2 separate regions of the Homo sapiens genome follow, and region 2 is linked to region 1. Evidence: chromatin contacts called from ENCODE Hi-C or POLR2A ChIA-PET data. All regions are on one chromosome and are shown on one strand. Each heading gives the region's core, a stretch centred on a gene start or an enhancer-like site at or near the end of the contact. The rest is flanking DNA. Distances are from core to core; before and after follow the strand shown. Region 1 overlaps LTBP4 (latent transforming growth factor beta binding protein 4). Region 2 holds the start of LINC01480 (long intergenic non-protein coding RNA 1480).

What was found. A loop is a pair of places that touch in the nucleus more often than their neighbours do. ChIA-PET counts read pairs that join two places held with the same protein, here RNA polymerase II (POLR2A). Pooled maps may share reads with other maps.
Region 2: a loop to region 1 is called in a pooled map, with 3 times the contacts of the local background. The contact joins the promoter of LINC01480 here to the enhancer-like site in region 1. A Hi-C loop is called at or near these places in 1 of 168 maps with a recorded cell type or tissue (natural killer cell), 1 of 37 single-sample maps with no recorded cell type and 7 of 50 pooled maps. POLR2A ChIA-PET finds 5 or more read pairs at or near these places in 3 of 52 experiments (CD4-positive, alpha-beta memory T cell, activated CD4-positive, alpha-beta memory T cell and activated CD8-positive, alpha-beta memory T cell).

Annotation. Positions count from the first base shown.
Region 1 is chr19:40,611,499-40,616,321 of GRCh38, forward strand. It overlaps LTBP4 (latent transforming growth factor beta binding protein 4), which reads left to right. Exons shown (of 30, transcript NM_001042545.2): 14 at 361-486; 15 at 575-694; 16 at 1,567-1,698; 17 at 1,906-2,031; 18 at 2,418-2,540; 19 at 2,817-2,948. Among named protein-coding and RNA genes, the nearest start is that of LTBP4, 13 kb to the left of the region's middle. RefSeq lists enhancers at 2,407-2,954, 3,176-3,455. Within about 2 kb of position 1,818, at least 36 of the 41 ENCODE cell types and tissues checked have a DNase peak (open chromatin) inside an H3K27ac peak, as active enhancers do; they include natural killer cell, where a contact is called at or near this core.
Region 2 is chr19:41,533,330-41,538,152 of GRCh38, forward strand. LINC01480 (long intergenic non-protein coding RNA 1480) reads left to right here and starts at 2,169. Exons shown (of 3, transcript NR_110724.1): 1 at 2,169-2,272; 2 at 2,385-2,454; 3 at 3,272-3,575.

The sequences.
Region 1 (4,823 bases), core at 568-3,067:
AACAGGGGCTGAGGGATGGGGACCTCACTCCAGAGTCTTCTCTCCTTTCAACAAAATAAGGCAGTCCTCCCCACCCCTCCTCCCTTTTTGAAAGATACTCTTGTGCTTATGGGAACCCTGAGGAGGGGGTCACCTGAGGCAGGGCAGGCAACATGGAGTTGGTGCCTTAGCCCCCACCTTAGTAGCTGGAGAGACCATTGAATGGGGACACGAGGAAGGTGTCTGTCTTCCTGGGAAGAGGGAGCAGCCTGAGGCAAGTCCAGAAGGCAGGCTCAAGACTGGAATGCTGGGGTGGGTGGTGATGGCCATGGGAATGGATTCAGGCCCCTTCCTCAGCCTCATTGGTCCCCTCTGCCCCAGATGTGGATGAGTGTGCCCGAAGCCCCCCACCCTGCACCTACGGCCGGTGTGAGAACACAGAAGGCAGCTTCCAGTGTGTCTGCCCCATGGGCTTCCAACCCAACACTGCTGGCTCCGAGTGCGAGGGTGAGGCCGGGGAGGGAGGGAGGAGTGTGGATGGGTGAGGGGGGAGTTGGACCACTTCTTCAAGGCCACCCTCTCCCCTGCCCCCCAGATGTGGATGAGTGTGAGAACCACCTCGCATGCCCTGGGCAGGAGTGTGTGAACTCGCCCGGCTCCTTCCAGTGCAGGACCTGTCCTTCTGGCCACCACCTGCACCGTGGCAGATGCACTGGTGAGACCAGGCCCTGGCTGTGACCTTGGGCCTGCATCATGACCCCCGACCCTTGACCCAGATCACAACTATGACCTGGCCGTAACCTCCTGACCTGGACCTCAGTCCCTCAGTCCCCAGAGCCTGTGACTCCTGACCCTGACCTGGACCACAACTCTTGACCCTGAATGTGACTCCTGAGACCCAACTTGACAGTAACATTTGACCCTAACCATCACCCTTGATGATAGTCCCTGCCCATACCCTGATAGCAATTGTGACCCTCATGACTCTGGCCCTGAATGTGACCTATAACTCCTGAATTTGACTGTGACATTTGACCCTAATCATAACCACTAACCATAGCACTGACCATAACCTTGACTGTGTGACTCTTGGTCCTATCTCTTTCACAGCCCCTGCCTCTTCTCAGAATCCCTTCTCTGGAACCTGGTTGGGTTCATAATCCCTGACCCTGGCCCCTGACTTGAGGCAGAATTCTGGACCCTGACTATAACTTCTGATCCTAACTGGATTCAGATTCCAGTCACTAACTCTGACCCATGGCTCAGCCGAATCCCATCCAATGATCCTAGTTTATAATACTTGACTGGTCCCTTGCCCTAGTTGATTTCTGATCCCTGTCTGATCCCTCTCCTGACTCCAAAATCCTGGCACAGGTAGTTCCTAGAAACCTAGACCCACAGGACTTGCAACCATGGTCCCCGGAACCCGAGAACCTTGGTCAGCCCTACCCACCTCTGCCATAGAGCCCTCCCCCAGCCTCCAACTCATGAGACTTCCCACCACCTCCCCCAGACACCCTACTCCAAGGGGATTGGTCGGGTGTGTCCCGAGACTGGACCCTTTCTGAACACCCCCACCCCCCACAGATGTGGACGAATGCAGTTCGGGTGCCCCTCCCTGTGGTCCCCACGGCCACTGCACTAACACCGAAGGCTCCTTCCGCTGCAGCTGCGCGCCAGGCTACCGGGCGCCGTCGGGTCGGCCCGGGCCCTGCGCAGGTGAGCAGCATAGGGACCCGCCAGAGAGTCTGGGAGTAGGGCCTGGGTTCCAGGGCAAAGCCGGCTGGAAAGGTGGAGGCGGGACCAAGGCGCTGTGGGAGGAGCTTAGAAACCTGGCATTGGTGGGGGCGGGGTTACTGCGATGTGGGCGGAGCTTGTCTGGGAGGCCGGGTCCCGTGACTCCGCCCAATCTCCCGCGTACCCTAGACGTGAACGAGTGCCTGGAGGGCGATTTCTGCTTCCCTCACGGCGAGTGCCTCAACACTGACGGCTCCTTTGCCTGTACTTGTGCCCCTGGCTACCGACCCGGACCCCGCGGAGCCTCTTGCCTCGGTTCGTACCCGGGCTGATCCTGGCCCCGGAAAGGGTGGGCTTAGGGCAGGAAAAGGCGGGACGGGGAGAAGAGGGCGAAAAGGGGAAAACGAGTTTTTAGCCGGGGTATTCCAGCAGGATCAGGGGGCAGCTGGTGGGAGTCTCGAGGCAGTGAGGGGGGGCGGGGCGTGGAGATGAAAGGGCCGAGTCTGGGTATTTGGACCGTGATTGTAAAGAAGCTGTTCTAAACCCGTCGGGGGGCGGTGTTTGCAGGGAGGGAAGTAGCGTGAGGCAGGTTGGGGAAGGCGTGAGAGGCCTAGGAGAGCCGAGGGGCGGTGGAGGGGTGTGGCCTAGAATGTTAGGCGGAGCGGGAGGTGGGCCGGGCCTTCGGACGCCCTGTCCCGCAGACGTTGACGAGTGCAGCGAGGAGGACCTTTGCCAGAGCGGCATCTGTACCAACACCGACGGCTCCTTCGAGTGCATCTGTCCTCCGGGACACCGCGCTGGCCCGGACCTCGCCTCCTGCCTCGGTGAGAGGCCCCGCCCCGGCCTGATCCCTCCTCCCTTCGACTCCCCGACTCGCCGATTGGCCTCCCACCTCTGTCTTTCCTCCTCCGCTTCTCCCCTCCCCTTACCTCTTTCCCCCGCCTCCTCTCCTAGCCTCCCCAACTCTCCTCTACCCCAATCTTCTCCTGCCCTCTCCTCTGCTTCCCCGGCCTCCCCCTTCTGACTCTCCTCTCCCCTCTTTGTATCCCCCATCTTGCCTCCCTGCTTCCCACATCCGACCACCCGACCTCTCTCCTCAGACGTGGACGAATGTCGCGAGCGAGGCCCAGCCCTGTGCGGGTCGCAGCGCTGTGAGAACTCTCCCGGCTCCTACCGCTGTGTCCGGGACTGCGATCCTGGGTACCACGCGGGCCCCGAGGGCACCTGTGACGGTGAGCCTGCCCCCACCCGCCTTCGCTAGCGCTTGCAACGCGGTGCTGGAGGCTGCTCCCTTGGGGACTGAGGAGGGGCGCCCTGCTTCCCAGACTTAGGCGGAGGGAAAGAACACCCTCTCACCGTATCTCTGTAGTGGAAATAAGCCGCCACCGTGTCCATGTATTTTCTTGTGTCAGGATCACGGCCAAGCCTCCCTTCCAGCCGCAGTCCATTCCCCCTCTGCAGCTGAAGCCCGGTCCACATTTTAGGCTATGCCCCCAGTAAGACACCGCCCCAAAACTGTTAGGCCCCGCCCCTTCCAATCGGCCTCTGGATTAAAACCCCCTCTTCAGGCCCCTTCTCTTCCTAACAGAAGTTTGGACGTGCCCTTTCCGCGCCCTCCACCAGTCCTACTTCCAGCCTTCCCTCCAAAGAGGCCCAATCCCGGTGGCCCTAGGCCCCATTCTTTCCCAATGAGAAATTCCCAAGGTGAAATTCTCCTAGCATTGGCCCCCGCCCGTTTAAGCTCTGCCCTTCCTTGGTCTCTCTAGACAGGGCTTTCCATTCGCTCGGATGGCTCCAGTCTCTCGAACACTTAGGCCCTCCCTTCCTATCTTTGCTCCGCCCACAGACCCGCCCCTTGCCTTTTCTTACTTTCCAGGCCTTCCCTCCCGCCCCGCTCTTTCACCCCTCCCGGGTCAGGCTCCAGCGAGGCAGGAGGGTGGGGCTAATCTTCCATACAGTATATATTTTTTTGTGTCGGCGGGGGGGGGGGGGCGGTGATGGTGTGTGAGTCCGCATCTTGTGGAACACATGAAACAAAACATCTGTGGGCTGCCGTTGACTCTGCTAGACCTCTGACTCATGGAAATCTAGCTTCATAAGATCTCATTCATTAATTCCACAAGAATTCACTAAGCACCTACTCTATGCCAGCGTCTGGAAAAGGTAATAAGAGCAACAGGAAATAAGTCATATAAAAACCCCTGCCTTCCTGGAGTTATTGTGGGGTAATAAATATGTAAATAAATTCAAGATTTATACAGCAGGCCAGGAGCTGTGGCTCATGCCTGTAATCCCAGCACTTTGGGAGGCCAAGGCGGATGGATCACGAGGTCAGGAGATCGAGACTAGCCTGGCCAACATGGTGAAACCCCGTCTCTACTAAAAATACAAAAATTAGCTGGGCATGGTGGCATGCGCCTGTAGTCCCAGCTACTCAGGAGACTGAGGCAGGATACTCGCTTGAACCCGGGAGGCGGAGGTGGCAGTTGAGCCGAGATCGCGCCACTGCACTGCAGCCTCGGCGACAGAGTGAGATTGTCTCAAAAAAAAAATTTATACAACAAAAAACTGGGGGGCACCTTACTATATGTTGGGCACTGGAGATGTAGCAAGGAACAAAATAGACACAAATCCCTGCTATTGTAGAGTTTGTATTCTAGAGAGGCGACAGTTGGCATACCAATAAATACATACGTATAACATCAGGTTTAGGAAGGAAAACAAAGCAAGACAAATGGGACAGAGATGACAGAGCAGTGGATGGAGGAGTGCTAGGAGGGCTTGACCTAGACACCAGACAGAAGCGAGGGAGGCAGCCATGCAGAGAGCTGAGGGGAGACTGTTCCTGGCAGAGGGAAGAGCCAGTGCAAAGGCTCTGAGGCAGGACCATGCTTTTGAGAAATGGCAGTGAGGACTTGAGAGTTATCAACTATGCTAGGTGTGGTGGCACAAGCTTGTAATCCCAGCTACTCAGGAGGCTAAGGTGGGAGAACTGCCTGAACCCGGGAGGTTGAAGCTCCAGTGAGCCATGATCCTGTCACTACACTCCAGCCTGAGCAACAGAGCAAGACCCCATTTAAAAAAAAGAAAAAAAAGCTGGATGGGGT
Region 2 (4,823 bases), core at 919-3,418, 920 kb after region 1:
TTCCTTTTTATTATCAAGTATTATTCCATGGTGTACCACATTTGCTTTATCCACTCGTTCGTTGATGGGCACTTAAGTTGGTCCCATATCACTGCAATTGCGAATCGGCTGCTATAAACATCCATATTCTTGTGTCTTTTTTATGGAATAACTTCTTTTCCTTTGGGTAGATAGCCAGTAATGGGATTGCTGGAATGAATGGTCTACTTTTAGTTCTTTAAGGAATCCCCATACTGTTTACCATAGTGGTCGGACTAGTTTAAATTCCCACTAGCAGTGTCAAAGTGCTCCCTTTTGACCACATCTATGCCAACATCTATTGTTTTCTGACTTTTAAATTATGGGCTTCTAGCAAGATTAAGATAGCATCTCATTGTGGTTTTGTTGTGGGATTTAGGAGGATGAGAGAGAGGCTTTGGGTTAAAACAGGAGAATCTTTTATTGAGTGCTCTCAGGCCCAGCAGACTCACGTCCAAAGACAGGGCCTGGAACAAAGACAGCACTTGACTTTTATACACACTTCACAAAAGGGGGTGGGCCAGCTTGAAGCAAGCTTACAGTGGTGTGAAAGCAGGGATACAGAGGCAGGAAAAAGACAGTTAATCAAATTGTAACAGGTTCATAACTCAGGATTGCACATAACTGTTGCTATGCAACCCAGATGTCTATTATCTAGGTTTTGCTCTAAAGAGGCTTGCATTGGTTTATCTTCACTATGGTGCCTAGAGAGCTGTAGTTCAGGCCTGCTCAGGCTTCTCATGACCTTTGCCATACTTCTTAGATAAAACAGAATACTTGAAGTTACTAGTTAAAGAGAACAAGAATCTATAAACTCATACCATAAAACAAAGGAAAATTTGTTTTTCTTCTCCCTACATTGAAGGAGTGCTGGAAGAGTCTCCAGAATACAATAAATAATATTATCAAGACTTTTCCTGGGTCTGGGCTGTGCCTGTTGCTGCCTCTGGGACAAGTTAGCTTAATACAAGAAAGCTTATTTCCCTTTCTTTTTAATTTTATTTTTCTTTAATTTCCCACCTCAGTTTTACTTTGCATTTCCCTGAGAATTTTTAATAAGTAAAATACTTAGAAATATACTTAACCAAGTAGGTTAATGTAAGTTTCCTACAAGGAAAACTACAAAATAGTGCTGAAAGAAATCACAGTTGACACAAACAAATGGGAACACATTATAAGCTTATGAATAGGTAGAATCAATATTGTGAAAGTGACCATACTCTCCAAAGCCATCTACAGAGCAGTAGAATTCTCATCAAAATATCATCATTCTCCTTCCCAGAACTAGAAAAAAGAATCCTAAAATTTATACAAAACCAAAAACGTGACCGCATATCCAAAGCAATACTTTGCAAAAAGAACAAATCTGAAGGCAGGCTTTAAATTATACTACAAGGCTACAATCACCAAAATAGCATGATACTGGTATAAAATATGCACATAGAGCAATAGAACAGAATAGAGAACCCAGAAATAAAGCCAAATGCTTACAGACAACTAATCTTCAACAAAGTACACAAAAACATTAATTGGGGAAAGGATACTTTATTCAATAAATGGTGCAGGAAGTATAAAAATAGGCACATAGAGCAATGGAACAGAATAGAGAACCCAGAAATAAAGCCAAATGCTTACAGACAACTAATCTTCAACAAAGTATGCAAAAACACTAATTGGGGAAAGGACACTTTATTCAATAAATGGTGCAGGAAGTATAAAAATAGGCACATAGAGCAATGGAACAGAATAGAGAACCGAGAAACAAAGCCCGGTACTTTCAGTCACCTGATCTTTAACAAAGCATATAAAAACTTCCATCTAAGACCTGAAAGTCTAAAAATGCTACAAGATAGCATCCAAAAAGCTTTTCTAGACATTGGCTTAGGCCAAGTAGTCATGACTAATGCCCCAAAAGCAAACGCAAAAATATAAAAATAGAATAAGATCAATAGGACCTAATGAAACCGAAAATCTTCTGCAAGGCAGAAGAAATATCAGCAGGGTAAACACACAACCCACAGTATAGGAAACAGTAGTCACAAACTAGGCATCTGACAAAGGACTAATGTCCAGACTCCAAAGGAACTGAAAGAAATCAGCAAGAAGAAAAGGTGCCATTTACCACCTTCCTGACTCATTGGCCAGAACCAATGTTAGTGGAATTAACATATGCCCCACCCCAAGTGACTTCTAAAGGGCTAACTCACCACAAGGGAGTCAGAGCAGATCTTGGACTGAGACCTACAGGACACAGGTACTGCTTTTTCTCTTTTATTTGTTTTAAATTTTATTTATGTTTTTAGATCAAATAGTTCAGATTGCATTGGTTTTTAATCTGCTGTTGTTGGATTAACATATGCTTTAAGCGACTCTTAAATAGGTGGCTCACCAGGAGAAAGGCATAGCAGAACCTGGACTGAGACCTACGGGAGACAGGTATTGCTTTTTCTCTTCTAATCATTTTAAATTTAATTTACCATCTTTCATCAAATAGCTCCGATCATATCATTATTTTTTCTTTTCTGTTTTGTTGGTGGTTTTATTGGTGGAGTTTTATTTTACTATTTTAGAAAAGCAGTCTTTTAAAAAAGACTTTTAAAAAGTTTTATTACTCTTTTTTTTAAAAAAATTATGTTTTCCCTTGATGTGCTTATTTCCTTTATAAAGATCATCACCATTAAATTACTAGGAGATACTGCGGCTGATTTTGTCATGCGTGAGATAAGAAATTTTTTGCCAAAGCAATTAGTGATGAGTGCAATGGAAAAATCCGTGATGATCTTTTAAGATGATTAACTTTCTAATCCAGAAAATGCTGCTGTTTGTACTGAACAAAATAGCTTTATTTTTATATGACCAGGGGTACATAAAATGCTTCAAAACAACACATAATTTGGCAAAAATACTATGTCTTGCCAGCCAGAAGAATAAGTGTGGTTTTATTTCTATGTATATGTCTAGTACCATGCCTGCACTAGAGTTGGGAAATTTTAAAAACATCACCTATTGATACAGAAGAGAAGTGCTGGGAAGGGAAGGGCATGGTCCCTTTGAATGATACAGAAAAGGTGAAGGAAAGTGATGGGTAGAGGAGGCCGGGGTCCCTGGCTAGGGCTCCAAACCTGGGCTTGTGCCCCTGGACCTAGATGAGGACAGGCATTTTTGTTTTCCTGACCAAATGTTGCATTTCCCAAGATCACCCTGGCCCACCATGCCCTATCCTGTGCCTAAAAAAACCCTGGGACCCTAGCAGGCAGACACACAGGAGGTTGGACGTCGAGAGGAGCACATCAGTGCAAGAACACATGGGTGGCTGCCACTTCTCTCCCTTTCCTGAGAGGGAAAAACTCTCGACGCTGAGAGGAATCCACCAACAGGCACCAGCACTCTGGCAGGCCACCGACCAATGGATTGACATAGAGTTTGGCTGGGGCAGCCAGAGGAGAGCCTGGGCCGCTGAATAACCCGACTTCAGGGGAAAACTATTCTCCCTTTTGGCTCCCCCATCTGCTGAGAGCTACTTCCACTCAATAAAACCTTGCACTCATTCTCCAAGACCACGTGTGATTTGATTTTTCTGGTACACCTAGGTAACAACCGCGGGATACAGAAAGCCCTCTGTCTTTGGGTTAAGGAATGGGTCTAATTGAGCTGGTTACCACAAAGCCACCTATAGATGGCAAAACTAAAAGAGCACATGGTACCACATGTCCACTGGGGCTTCAGCAGCTGTAAACATCTACCCCTAGATGCTGCCATGGGGTTGTAGCCCCACAACTTGCCAGTCTGTATGCTTCCCTAGAGGTTTGAGCAGCGGAGTACTAAAGAAGCAAGCCACACCCCCACTCCACCTCCTGTGAGGGGGACAAGGAAACTTTTCCCATTTCAACTGGTGGCTCGTCTGGGATCTCGGAAGGTGAGTGTGAGTGAATGGGAAACTGTTGGGCCTGCCTTTCTTCCAAAACTCTGCCACTTCTCTCCCTTTCCTGCAGGTAAAAGACTCTGTTTTCCTTTCATCTCTTTTCTCTCTCACACATTATTTGAAATGGATCTTATCTCTTCCTTTATAATGTTAAGAGTTTTGCTACAGGCTGAGGCAATGTTACTAAGTAAAATGAGCATTTGGCTCAGCCGCCAAAGGTGCAAATCAGACCAATTTTTCCTAGAGGTGCCATGTATGCCTCCACCTTGACAGCCCCAGGCATGAGCGGCTTCCAGGGCACCTCTCCTTACCCTTTTCCCTCCCAGCTCCAGCACCTAGGCATGCCTGCAGCAGGCAAAGGCCACACCCAATAGCCATGAAGGGGCAGGGGGAGCAATGTCGCAGAAGTGTCTCCCTCCACTGCCTGGGATGAGGGGGGTGTGAGAAAACCGATGGTAGCCAGGACCCTACAGAGTGCTTCTCACCCACTGCATCAATGGAACCTTTCCTTCCATGGCCAAGGAATTCAACCTGGTCTGAACTGGGGGAAGGATGGGAAAGTTATAAGGATTAGAGGGGCCCACTTGCACTAAGCAAGGGGTTCTTCCCCCAGCATTCCCCACTTTTTGCCTCTTTAACTGTTTTTCTCTTTTTTTCTTTTCTAAGTGAGAATCCCCACCGCTCTGTTTCTAATAGGGAAGTTAACAGAGGAGTGACCCCTGCTGGCTGATAATTGCAAATTCAGCAGGGCTTATTTGAGGCACTAAATGGATATAAACAGCCTCTGAAATGCTTTTTCAGTCCCAAACTCAATTCCAAGCTTCAGGCTGAGGCCCTAGAAAGAGAAAGCAGGTCTGAGGAATTCAAAGCCAGGCAACAGGCA